2 separate regions of the Mus musculus genome follow, and region 2 is linked to region 1. The links are chromatin loops, found by intact Hi-C in ENCODE. Cell type or tissue: left cerebral cortex. All regions are shown on one strand.

Evidence for each region. A loop is a pair of places that touch in the nucleus more often than their neighbours do. Peaks named below come from ENCODE experiments on the same cell type or tissue, not always from the same donor. Only the 100,000 strongest peaks of a DNase experiment are listed, where the experiment ranks them.
Region 2: it touches region 1 in a loop (3-fold over the local background); 9 of 42 quality-filtered maps call a loop at or near these places.

Annotation. Positions count from the first base shown.
Region 1 is chr2:92,057,393-92,059,892 of GRCm38, forward strand. No RefSeq gene overlaps it. Among named protein-coding and RNA genes, the nearest start is that of Gm31473, 31 kb to the left of the region's middle. In left cerebral cortex, CTCF peaks have their summits at 1,236 (motif pointing left) and 2,309; DNase peaks (open chromatin) are centred at 265, 1,269 and 2,206; H3K4me3 peaks cover 1,624 bases; H3K27ac peaks cover 1,799 bases.
Region 2 is chr2:92,432,951-92,435,450 of GRCm38, forward strand. It overlaps Cry2 (cryptochrome 2 (photolyase-like)), which reads right to left and starts at 1,119. Exons shown (of 12, transcript NM_009963.4): 1 at 862-1,119. The coding sequence starts at 1,073. In left cerebral cortex, a CTCF peak has its summit at 1,350; DNase peaks (open chromatin) are centred at 231, 1,244 and 2,248; H3K4me3 peaks cover 2,096 bases; H3K27ac peaks cover 2,327 bases.

The DNA of each region.
Region 1 (2,500 bases):
TTACACCCAGATGATCAGAGATGCAGGCGTATTCAAAAAGGAAGATTCAACCTCTTCATTGGGGGCACTCCCATTTAGACACAAGACCCAGACCCAGCCCCAGCCCCAGACAACACTCCTGTTACAAGAGCCGTGATCTAAATTCCTCGTGGAAAGTCTGTCTGAATTAGACACCTCATTTTAATTCCCATTTCCTTTTTAAGTCCGGTCCCTCCTTCTTGAGAACCACATTTAAAGCTGCGAGCTGGCCTTCCTTCTGTTTTTGCTATTTGTGTGCCAATTTCAAGGGTGGGGAGAGCCACGTTAATTTAAAAATATAGCACAAATAGCAAAATGAGGCTTAGTTTAAAGTAAAAGCCACAGAAAGAGTTTTCCCCTTCCCTTCCATGCGTTTCAGATTTTCCTAGATCCACCTTTATGTCTTCAGAGCCCAGACATAGGAAGTGACTGAGCCTCACTGGATATTCTTCCAAGCCTGAGCAAAAAGCCTCCAGCTCATGCTCTCAGGCCACCTTTATATTTTATTTTTCTGTTTTAGAGATTTGAGTTCGGGGTGGGGGGGGGGAGCTCAGAAAGCTGGCCAAGTCCCCGATTCCATGGTAGGGTTCTAAGCACCGGTAGATTTGGGATTATAACCAATATCTTCCAATCAGTTGTGTCTGCTTGTGCATTCTGGGTATTGGGAATGTAACTGTTAATTAAGGGAGTTCCTAGATTAAATCCAGGTGTCATTATTTACTAGTTTTTTGACTTTACATCAAACAGGAATCATGATCCCCACGGTACAGGCCATACTGTATCAAGGTCTAAAAAGGGCCTGGTGCGACCAATAGGCGGCGGCTGTTATGAAAATAGACCCTCTCGTCTGTGGGCTCTCTCTTTAGTCATCATCTGCCATTTTGGAAAAGGAAAGAATATTTGTAATCTACTTCAAGTGGAGGGTCTACCTCCATTTTAAATCACCCTCGGGCTCACTAGAAGGGAAGACCTGACCAGACCGAGCTGAATTTGCAAACACCTAGGCCTTTTAACCGAGTGGAATCTCTGCCGTTGCCCCCTTATACAAAACAAGATCGAAGCGGCTGGGACTTGGGAAGCCTTGAACGAATGTCAATCGGTCTAAAGAAGCCGGTCTAAATGCGGCGTGGGCTCAGTCACCTGGAGAAGGAAAGCCACTGCAGGCGGCTGTAGGCAGAGGGGACGGAAACTCCATGCGCGAGCGGCAGCGCCCTCTGCTGGTTATATGGTGCAAATCCGGAGCCTAGACCCGCCGCTGGTCAAATGGGACTCGGGATTCCTTCCGCTGCCTCCGCCCCCGCTCCGTCCCTTCTCGGGATCGCCGAGCCTAGTCTGGGTCTGGATTCCAGGAGAGGCGTCCCCATCCTACGCTTGAAGGCAGAGCAAGGACGCTGCTCCAAAACACCCGGTTCATCAGCTGAGCGGAAGCTGCAGGAATCTACCCAAATCCACCAGCGGCTGCTTTTGCCTCCCAGAAGCCGGGGCTATCCGAGGTGGTTTGGAAATGGCATCGCCTATGGCCAAGATCGAGGGTTCTGCGGACAGAGAGGAGCCCTGGGTTCGCTTTCTGCCTCATCCAGCTAGGTGACCTTGGGCAAGGTACTTAAATTTCCATGTGCCTTGTTTTCCTCATCTTTAAGATGGAGAGAATGCTCCCGACCTTGACGGATTGGCTCGAGGATTACACTAGAACAGGCAGCCTAGGTTGGGATTCTGGCATTGACATCAGCTAGTTGTGTGCCCTGGGGCAGGTTACTTAACCTCTCTGCCCTAGTTTCCTGAAAAATAGGGAGCATAACGGTACTTACCTCCGAGGGTTGTTGCCTGCAAAGCGCTTAACACTGCGATGGAAGAGTAAGCGCTTAATAAACTGTGGCTATTATGACTGTTGTCATTATTGTCCTTAAGAGCACTGAGCACAGGAGCAGAGGTCTATCGGGCTGGTTATTATTATTATGTTTCTCGAGTATGGTTATTTCTTTCCCGGAATTGTTAAAATTATTATTATTATTATTCACAAACTCGAGTCCTTATCAGTAGCTGAAGGACAAACAGTCTTCCCGAATTAGAATCCCGGGAGGAGGGCCAAGGACGCGGCGGCGGGCTGCAAGGACCGGGACCTGCGGGGAGGAAACCCGCGCCCGGGTTAGCGCGCGTCAGAGCCTCGGTGACGTCTCTAGGCCCTCGGGCTAGGGAGGCGCGGCCTGCGCACGCCAGGCGTCTGCAGTGGCCCGGGACGGCCGGGTGGTACTCCAGCTACGTGGATGCCCGGCTGGGAAAAGCCTCCCTGGGTCAGACCCTGCGCCTGCCGCTGCGGGGTGCACCCGAGGCTCCGACCGCAGCCTGGCCGGGAGGACGGAGGTGCCAACCCCTGCTCCGGTGTCCGGGCTCCGCCCAGCCTGGCGCACCGCTACCCGCGCGGAGGCTGCTCTGCATCAACATAATGCTCCCCATCCCTGCATCCTCCCGGAACCCATTCCTC
Region 2 (2,500 bases), 380 kb after region 1:
TCACAGCATGCTGGGAAAGGGTTCAGCCTCCTGGGAGTTATCACCGAATCTTCATATTGTGTTCTTGTTTTTCCACATCAGCTCCTAAAAGTCTCATCTGTAATGGCCCAGCTCTCCTAAAAAACACTTCATGACAACAGGCGGAAGAGCTGACGGGTGATGCAACCCTCTTTGAATATCTTTCTAGCAACGTTATAACTACACAGGGATCCTCTCAGATGGGTTAGGGGACCTCCTGAGAGATTGCTCATTGGGTAAAGGCACCCGGCTTTCCACCCTGGAACCGTATGGTGAGTGAGAACCTGCAAGTCGTCCTTTTAACTCTATACACTGCCATGCCATGCATGTCCTTTCCCAATCAATGTTTTTTAAAAAAAATGCGTCAAGAACACAAAAGTGCCATTACCCGATGATGCCCTTGGGGTCTTTTTAAAACCGGCTAATGCTAAGCTAGGTTCCCTGATCACCACCACGTTTGTCTGTGAAGAGAGGTTACGCGGGATGGGAAAAGAGGCGTGGGGGAGAGTCAAACAAATCCGAGGCTTAGGGAAGCCCTTGGGGGGGGGGGGTCCACGAGGGGCTACTTCTCTTGAAGAAGCTTTTCTCCGCTCCCACAGCACACCCCTAAAAGCCCAGTCCCCATTCTTCCAGGGACTGGCTGCAGATCCTCCCTCAGGTTGACTTCGCGTTTTTGACGAGAGTCTCGTCAGCATAGAGGGACCTCTGTCCCCCAGGCCTCCCAGGAGTTCAGAGCGGGCCACACTGGGCAAAAACGCTGTGTCAGAGTGGCCGCAGGCTGGAGTTCCTGGGCCCAGGGGAGTCCGCTTGGTGTTGCCACCCCGCAGCATAGGGTCCCCTCACCTCCATCGGTTGATGCCCACAGACGAGGAGGCCGCGAACCACGGGTCGAGGATGTAGACGCAGCGCACACAGCGCGCCCCGCGCACGGCAGCTAGCAGCGCGGGGTTGTCGTGGAGCCGTAGTCCTTTGCGGAACCAGTGCACCGAGGACGCGCCGTCCGCGCCCATCGATTGCGCGGGGACCGTCGCTGCCACCACAGCAGCCGCCGCCATCGCCGCCTGGACTGGGTCTCGGTCTGCCGCTCCGCCCGACCGCCCCGTTGGTCCCGCCCAGCGCCCGCCCAGCGACCTATGATGCAGCCTCTCCCTGGCATGACTCCGCCCCAAGGAGTCTGGATCGCCTCTGTGATTGGGTGAGACCCGGTGGGACCCTCCCTCTGTTCCATTGGTCAGCAGCGTCGGCGCAGGCTCCGCCCCCTCACGTTCCCACCATGTGTGGTCCCGCTTGGTAGCCACCCGCCGGTGACGCAGGACCGCGCTGCGTCCGCCCCGCGTGGGCTGAGTCTGGAGGGACCTCGGATCTCCTACGCATTTCGCGTCCCCGGGAAAGACAGGGGTTGCGGTGACTCCGGCCGGTGGCTGACAGACCTGTTACCGGGCCCTTTCTAACAGTTCATTGTCCTGTTCATATGTGAGGCTGAGCGGTGATTGCCTTACACAAACTGTCCTATTTTCTATTTTCATCTCATCCTGGTAACGTTCATTTCATAAACACGAATAAAACAGATGCTTGTTAGTCTTACTCTGCAGATGAAGTAAGCTTAGGGCGCCCCAGTTTGAATGACTTGCGCAATACCATGAATCCAGTAAGATTCCACTCAGAATCTTCCGATTTCAAAATCCACTTCCTCGCAGAGAATCTTGGTATTTGCATACAGAAAGGCATAAGGATAAAGGAGACGCCCTTTTATGCGGCAGGAGTGGGTTTGGGAGAAAGGACAAAGGTTTCAGAGGACGTGGGTTGAGGCAGTAATTATGCCCTCAAATGAATTCATTTCTTTTACGTTCTGTTTAGCAGACACAGTGCAGTTATTTTGCACAAAACTCTGAACTGGATTCTATGTGGGAATCAGAGATGTGCAGGGCAATATTCTCCTGTCTCCTTTGGGAATCCTTTGATTCTTTGGAGATTCTGGCAGAGTTTGCTGATTGAACAAGTGCAGCAACCGTTGCACTTGGGCTAAGATGGGCTAGTTGGGATGGAGGGCTGGAGCTATCCAGCAGAGAACTGTTCCGATTTGTCCTTGTGTTGATCCTATGGGTAGTCACCTTCCCCATCTTGGGAATGAGCAATGAAAGAATCTAGAATTTAGTCAGCAATTTAATGGCATTAATTGGCACCACTCTCTGACTACAGCGTCATTACGAGCCTCTCATTTCCAGCGCTTTGGACATGCTGTTCTCTCACATCACATGCCCCAGCCCACACCCTCGTGCCTCCTGTTTTCCCTGTGACAGCTGTTATTTTCCAGTTTCCTGGGCCCAACCTGCACAGGGGCTCACCTCATTTGGTGTCTTCCCCCCACCCTCCGGTTTTAGTACATAGTACTGGGATTGTTTAGCTATTGTATGTCAGCTCCATCAGACTATAATCTAGCTCAGTACTTGGTACCGAAGGATCATATGAATCAAACATAAGA